Regions from separate parts of the Homo sapiens genome. Here region 2 is linked to region 1. Evidence: read pairs that join two places in POLR2A ChIA-PET (ENCODE). Cell type or tissue: PC-3. All regions are shown on one strand.

Region 1 (4,000 bases):
TTGTGTTAGTTCAGTTTCAGCTGAAAATATTACCCAAGTGCAGTCCCAAAGCACTATTAATGCAGGGTCCCATGATACTGGCCTGGATACTTAAAAGATAAGGAAGATAATGGTATATTCTTTCACCAGCACCTACCTAAAATACATTTTCCCCTTAGCATACAATATTCATACCCAGTGCTCTTGACTTCACTTCTTAATGAATACTTTCCTGAAACCATGTCCAACCACAAATGCTCAAATGCAATTCTTTAACATTTGGCACTTCCATTATGCCTTTGGTAAAGAATTTAAATTTTTTGGTACATGTCTTTCTTCCTAACCACTTTCTCAAATAAATTATTTTTAATGGAAATACACAGAAAAGGCTATCTGCATATACCCTTGGCTATCAAAGTTTTAATTTTCCCACTAAATTACATTTTTTTTCTTAAAACTCTGACTATGCAGACTCCTCACAATGTTAGGCAGAAACAGAATAAACCGAATTCTTGTTATTCATTGTTCCTAAGTGTTTTTTCCCAGCAAAAAGTCTGATACTGGGTGTGTAAGTGTTTCAGAAATGTTGAAAAGAAACTAAGGCTCATGCTTCTAGACAAAACAGAAGTTACGGAAGCATAATATATAAAAAAAATTCAATGACTAGAACTTGGCAGTTTAAAACTAAACTTGCAAAGGGTAGGTAACCAAGTGCTGTCTACCTGAGCAGGGCACTGTCCAGGAAAGATGATTATTTTTTCTTAAATTCTAGCCTGCATTATTTTAATTCCAATTTGGTTATGTCAGTTAGTATAGGAAAGAGGTACGAATTTTTAGGAAATAAAAAGATATATTAGGGCTGGGCACGATGGCTCATGCCTGTAGTCCCAGCACTTTGGGAGGCCGAAACAGGAGGATCTCTTGAGCCCAGAAGTTAGAGACCACCCTGGGCAACATAGTGAGACACGCGTCTCTACAAAAAATACAAATATTAGCTGTGTATGGTGGCATGTGCCTATAGTCCCAGCTACTCGAGAGGCTGAGGTGGGAGGATCACTTGAGCTGGAGAGGTCGAGGCTGCAGTGAGCTGAGATTGTGCCACTGCACTCCAGCCTGGGCAACAGAGGGGAGACCTTATCTCAGAAAAAAAAAAAATATATATATATATATACATATATATATATATATATGTATATATATATATATATATATAAGCAAAATTATTGCTAATTGAAAAGAGAACTGAAACTAACCAAGGCCAGACACAGTGGCTCATGCCTGGAATCTCAGCACTTTGGAAGGCCAACGTGGGTAGATCACTTGAGGCCAGGAGTTCAAGACAAGCCTGGGCAAAATGGCAAGACCCTGTCTCTACTAAAAATACAAAAATTAGCCAGGTATGGTGGCACAGCCTATAGTCCCATCTGCTCAGGAGGCTGAGACACAATGATCCCTTGAGCTGGAGAGGTCAGGGCTGCAGTGAGCTGTGATCACACCACTGCACTCCAGCCTGGGTGGCAGAGTGAGATTCTATCTCAAAAAAAAAAAAAAAGAAACTAACCTAATATTTTCTGAGGCTGCCAAATTCTGGGCTGTTTATGAACCATCTCACGAAAAGACAGAAGTTTTTTTGAAGGCAAAGATCATAGCTTATTCATCATTCTATCCCTGGCAATTAGTTGAAGGCCTGGCAAACAGTAAAATCTCATAATTCAATCAAATATAAAGAGGAAGGAGATGACTTGAAGATGAGTAAAAGATCACTGGAGAGAGCCAATGATTTTAGGAATTGTTTTATGAGGCAATAAGGGGCAAATAAATACTGAAAAGAAACATTTATTGTTGCATTATGCTTTGAAATCTACTAAATGTATCCAAATTTCCCATGAGAAAGTTAACTGCTATTCAGAGAATTCTGAAACATAAAAATAAGTTAAGCTCAAGTATAATGCTATCATAGCAGGCATTTGAAGCAATTTGTTAATCCTTAGAACATATCACTATTTTGCAGATTGAAGAAATAAAAAATTATGTTTTTTCAGAGTCACAGAAACTCAATAGTTCTAGGTCAATACTATGAACCATGCTGAAGAGAATAACTTGGGTAGTAAGTGTTGTAACACGGAGGGGGTCCCTTTAAATCATAGCACCCTGATGTTACCAGCCGCAAAGGCTGTGTATCCCCAAACTATATTCCCTACTTTTGACTCCTGGAGTTACCTATTCAAAGATGAGTTTTAGGCTGGGTGTGGTGGCACACACCTGTAATCCCAGCACTTTGGGAGACCAAGGCAGGAGGATCGCTTGAGCTCAGGAGTTGGAGACCAGCCTGGGCAACATAGCAAGATCTCTTCTCTACTAAAAGAAAAACAAAAAACTAGCTATGTGTAGTGGTGGGTTCCTGTAGTCCCAGCTACTAAGGAGGCTGAGGTGGGAGAATAACTTGAGTCCAGAAGTTGAGGCTGCAGTGAGCTGTGATCACACCACTGCACTCCAGCCTGGGTGACCCTGAGACCCCACCTCAAAAACAAACAAACCAACAAAAACACAGAGCTGAATTTTCAGTCTGAATAATAATTTTTTTTAAAAGGCTAAGAGCTATGCAAAGGTAAGTAATCTAAACATTCAAAGAAATGTTGAGTTACTACTTTACTTATGTTTTGATTGATCACTAACCTGTGTAGGCTGCCACCAAATAAAAAGTGAGGCAGCTTTCTTTCAAAGCTCATTCAAATGTTCAAGCCTGACACATCCGTTTGCAAAGAAGAATAAGAGTAAGTATTTTAAAACAATTAAACAAATCAAGGAAATTTGATTTTAAGGATGGGAGTCAAAGGTGAGTCTCAGGTCAATGCAATCCTTACCCTAAATCTAACCTTCAGGCTCTGCGTGATGAGGCACTTACCTTCTGCAAAAAGGATCTTCAGGTCCCTGTTAGCATAGGCTTACACTAGATTTCCAAGATGCCAGGGAGCAAAACCCTAAGAATCCCATGGGCAAAAGAAACCAAAACACCCATAACAAATAAGCACCATAAATAACGTTTGCATTTGAACACAGAAACTGATCAGCTATATTCAGGACAGAAATAGCAAATGAGCATTTGAAAGGGATCTGGTGACCAGTAACTGCAACCCAGAGCCCTGTACATTATAGAAACACAAAGTGGATTAGCACCATCTGGGACTTCCAGGCAGTCCCTCTGACCCTCTAGGCAGCTCTCTTCCCCCTCTGCCTCTCCCTCCTCTGCCCTCTCCATCTTCCTTACAATTAGCCTTGGTTTCCTTCCCCCATGTAAGAAGCCCAGCCCTGCCTTCAACAGGAACATACAGCAGAGGCGCAACACATTTTAAACTTCCATCTTCTGATCCTGCCCTTCTCCTTTGTTCTTTTTATCTCTTTCTTTTCTTCACTTATATTTCCCTCTCTCTTTCTCCTCCTTCCTTTTTCTCTCCCTCTATGTCTCTGTAGATACCCTTTCCTTAGCAGGTCAAAACATGAAACTTTAATACACACACACAGATACACATGCATGCATACATATTACATATGTGATGGTGAATATCTATCTATCCCTATCTTTAAAAAATGCTCATGGGATTGTGACAAGGTTCAGGACATGCTGTCCTAACTACGGCACCTTGGAAGGTGAGGGCATTCAGGAGGCAGCATGTGCAGGAAGGCCTCTCAGACCTTCCACCTCCCTTCTCTCCTGCAGCAGGTCATAAAACCTAGAAAGGATTTTCTGACCTTCCAGTGAAGCTGATCATAAGACCCTCCCTCACTCAACAGGTGGCCTTCTTCTACCTCGAGGAAAATAGCATCATTATCGCTGAAGACACAGGGCCACAGAGAAGAATCTGAACAAACAGGCCTTGCTTAACCCCCCAGTTCATGACACTTAACTCATACCCTTTTTGCCCTATCACATTTCTCCATGACTGTCCACCCTTCATCAAATCTAGCACAAAAACACACAGGTTGAACTGTTTCTATGGGTCGTTGTTTCCTTATGAAAACT
Region 2 (4,000 bases), 1.9 Mb before region 1:
TATGGATCGTCCGGTAGAGGTCTGAGGGCCACATCTCTTTGACCTCCACTTGTCTTGGCTACTTGACCCAGAACCATCAGGGTTCAGCCCTGGGCACTCTCTTCCTACTTACTTCTGTCAATTTCATTCTTTGTGGCCTTTAGAGGCTGGAGGCAGAGTTTCATTTTTCCTGACTAGGATACTGTATTTATTCAATCGCCCCTGTTTAGAGAAAAAGAGTGGGAAAGAAATACTACAATATAGATTGCAAGAGATCAGTTGGCAATATCAATTGTAAGATCTACCCTCAATTTCAGAGTTTTAAAATGGAAAATAATGTGCATCTCAGCGTTAAGGAAACACAGTAATAAGTTGAACAGTAGAAGGAAGCGGGTTGGTAGCTATTACTGGGTAGATGAAATCTTTTGGAATTAGGAGCTTTCACATCATCACAGAGAAGACAGGCATAGAAAAGCTCTCCTACCTCCCAGGTATAGCAGCCAGATTTCTCAAGGAAGGTTCACAAAAGAAAAGCCCCTACACAACTGTGCCTGGGTGACATCAGATTTCTGGAATGCAGAGGCTCATGCTTTTAGGGGCTAGTGCAAAGCCTCCAAATCAAAGCCTGAATTAGGAAGCTTCAAAGCTGGGAGCCCAACATCACCACTAACTACCCAAGAGGAGAGGCAGAGAGACCCCTCCTCTTCCAGGACACACAGGCCCGCTCGGCTTGGCAGCATCTCACCTCCTCTAGGCTGGCTCCCTGACAGTCCATGAATATTCAGTTGGTGTTACTAAGTGATTCCATTCCATCTTAATCATCTATTTGGGGACACTGCATACTGCATTGGTCATGATTTCTATGGTGTTTTTTGCTCTCATTTGTAAATAGCTTTCAGAAACCTGAAATGAAATTGCATTTACTTTTCATTTTCCTCCTTCAGTCTGAGTCAGCTTGACTTGGAATCAGCAGTACCTTCTGGCCCTTTTAAGCAACCTTATTTCCACGATGGAGAAAAATGATCATTCTGCAGGATACTGTGCAACGTAAGGGGACTGCACGGGAAGACAAGAGTGAGGCCACTGTCCCCACACTACTCAAATGAGCTCATTTCCGCCATTCCTTTCAGCTAAGAAAATGTGCACCAGCTCAGTTGCCTCAGATTAAAATGCATAAGTATAATTTCCTTGCACATATTTTAATCTGATTAGCATTCAGCCTATGGAAGTCCCCATTCCTTCCCCTGCTCTCTAATAGCTTCCCTTTCTAAATTGTGTCCTCTCTTGTAGAACTCAGGTGCTCATATTAGCTTTGCACAATTTTAGCTGAGAACAGAGGGAAGGAAATCACCAGGGTAACATTGGCCGCCCACACTGCAGTTTGTGTGTGTTTTAAGAGAAATAAGAAGCAGATAGACTGTTCCTCCTTAATGTCTGTAATAGGCTAAAATTTCCCAAGATTCTGTGTTTTTCTTAAGCAAATATGAAATTTAACCGGAGCCACAAAGGAGGGGGGCGTTATTTGGTTGTGAATGACCTAAGAGGAACAGACTGCAAAGCAGTATTACCCAAGAGGAGCAGTGCAAAGTCAACACAAATGCTTTCTTTCATGTGGCCCTGGGTATATCTGAATGTAAAGTTTAGGCAGAGTTTTTTTTGTTTTTTTTTTTTTGTTGTTCTGAACAGAGGCATATTAGGAATGTTTAAAATATCTCTATTTCAGATATTTGACCCCAAGTCTTCTGTTTAGTTATATATGGAAACAGAGCTCACCTGAGATATAAAAAGAAGCGGTTGTTGCTGCTCTGGTTTCCTGTGGGGACACAACTACTCCTTGGCTCCTGCCCCACCCCCACTCAGGTTCTCAGCATCTTTGTTCTGTCTCGATCTGCCTTAGGTCCAGTGTGTCCTAAAGCTCATGTCCCCGCCTTTCCCTTCTCCCACCACACTTCTGTCCAGGTGGACCCATTCAATGGATGTCCCATTCTTTCAGTGCCTTGCTCTCTCCTTTTTAAGCAGCCAAAGGTAACAACCTTCCCCCCAGGTAACCTTCCGAGGATGGGTTTTATTAACTCAGAGAAGGAAGTAATGCCATCATTGAGCTTAAAAAAGCTCTTAGGAATTTACATGCTTGTCATTGGAAAGAAGGCAGAACATTAAGGAGACCGAGGATAGAATCCTGATATGGCCAACTCACTATGTAAGTCTGAACAAGTGAATTAATCTATCTGAGCCTCAGTTTATTTATCTTCATAATGTGATTATTAATTTTCATTTCATAGGATGTTGTAAAAGTTAAATTAGATGCTTTTTACAAATATTCTATTTGCAGGACGTGGTATAAACATACCTACATTACATCAACATTGGAGGCATGCTATTTATCTGGTTTCCTGACTTGATACCAGTTTTATTTGCCTACAGAATTATTTTGAGTGCCTTTATAGGTTGGAAATGCTTTTAAAATGATAAAATATCATTAAACTATGAAACAACACAACATTCTCCTCCTCCTTCTTCTTCCTGTCCTTTCCCTTCTCTTTTTCCTTCTTCTTCTCTTCCTCCTCCTCCTTCTTCTCTCCTTCTTGATTAATTATCAAGACAAATATCTAAAAGTCAGTTGTGAATCCTCTCTACCTTTTATCCCCAGCATCCAGTCCATCAGCAAGTCCCATTGACTCTAATCCATGATATACTTCCTATACATCTCCACTGCCATCACCCCGGTCTTAGCCACCACCTCAACAGCCCTCTGCAGGCCTCTCTACAGGCACTCTAGACCAGCACTGCTGTGCAGCCACTATTTGGTGAGGATCCTTTTACTCACAGACAAACACATTCCTCACTGATCCACCCTTTCTAGAATATAGATGGCATCTTATCTGCCTTGCTCACCACCACACCTTCAGGACTGAGAACAGTACAAACATACAGAAGGGCTCAACAAAGACTTTATGAATAAATTGTATTTATTAATGTGCTCTAAGCACAATCCTATGGGGCAGGCATTATTAGTGCGCTTTACAAATAAGAAATCTGAGCAGTCTTTGTTTAAAGGATTGGTCTTTTCATAAGAGACGAGGGATCAGTTAGATCTAGTATATTTTAAAGGGATTTTATGGAAGCTGAACTACACATAAAAAGGACAATCAATGAAACAGGTAGTGCCTTCTTCTGCATTTTAGGGTGAATCTGGCATTCCCAAACTTCTCTTTTTTCGTATTTCATTGCACACGGTTACTGGATCTTTTCCTAAACATTTTTTTAAATCTTACTTTTCCTCTACTATCAGTGGGCAATGGCTGAGGTTTTTCTTTTCTTTTCTTTTCTTTTCTTTTTTTTTTTTTGAGACGGAGTCTCGCTCTGTCACCCAGGCTGCAGTGCAGTGGTGCAATCTAAGGTTTTTATTTTCTATAGACATGCTGGACAATTAATCACATTCAGGATTTTAAAAATCAGTATGTTGTTTCCCGCTCTCTGTTTGCTAGTATTCTGAGGAAGGATCCAAGTAAATTCTGCTTTTATGCAATTTGAAATGAAGAGATGTGTTTTATTAACCTGTTAGCCATGGGTGACATCTTATTATAATAGTAATTTTTATTTCCGTCATCAGTGTTCTCACAGCAGCATCCCTTTACACTCACATCTACTTTGTATTAACATTGTAGACCCAGTATTTATCATATCAGAGTGTATATTTAAAAACCAAGCAGGCATTAAGGCAGGGTGTTGCTACTGGCTTACAGTAAGGTAAATTATAAAAATTTTAGAAAATCAAATATTTGTGTCTGGGCTCACTAATTATTATTTTCTTTCTTATCTGAATGATCTGCATAAATGACCGTTAGGACACATAAATCAAGATCAATGCAACATTAAGTTGGCCAAGGCACAGTAGTGTTGAATTGAGTAGCCGATGTGGTCAACAAACAGGAAACGTGTGAGAAGTCATCCAGATACAATGAGGTCATTCCTGACCCTTACTCTCATCCCCCAGATGCTTAAAATTATAGCTTAATGT

The links. ChIA-PET counts read pairs that join two places held together with the same protein. Peaks named below come from ENCODE experiments on the same cell type or tissue, not always from the same donor. Only the 100,000 strongest peaks of a DNase experiment are listed, where the experiment ranks them.
Region 2: POLR2A ChIA-PET joins it to region 1 with 10 read pairs; 1 of 35 experiments calls an interaction of 5 or more read pairs at or near these places.

What each region holds. Positions count from the first base shown.
Region 1 is chr13:35,913,200-35,917,199 of GRCh38, forward strand. All of the region lies in intron 4 of DCLK1 (doublecortin like kinase 1), which reads right to left. Among named protein-coding and RNA genes, the nearest start is that of DCLK1, 220 kb to the right of the region's middle. RefSeq lists an enhancer at 3,549-4,000. In PC-3, no CTCF peak of the experiment used is centred here; no DNase peak of the experiment used is centred here; H3K27ac peaks cover 592 bases.
Region 2 is chr13:34,037,126-34,041,125 of GRCh38, forward strand. The region is part of intron 1 of LOC124903153 (a long non-coding RNA gene); the gene reads left to right. Among named protein-coding and RNA genes, the nearest start is that of RFC3, 220 kb to the left of the region's middle. In PC-3, no CTCF peak of the experiment used is centred here; no DNase peak of the experiment used is centred here; H3K27ac peaks cover 1,315 bases.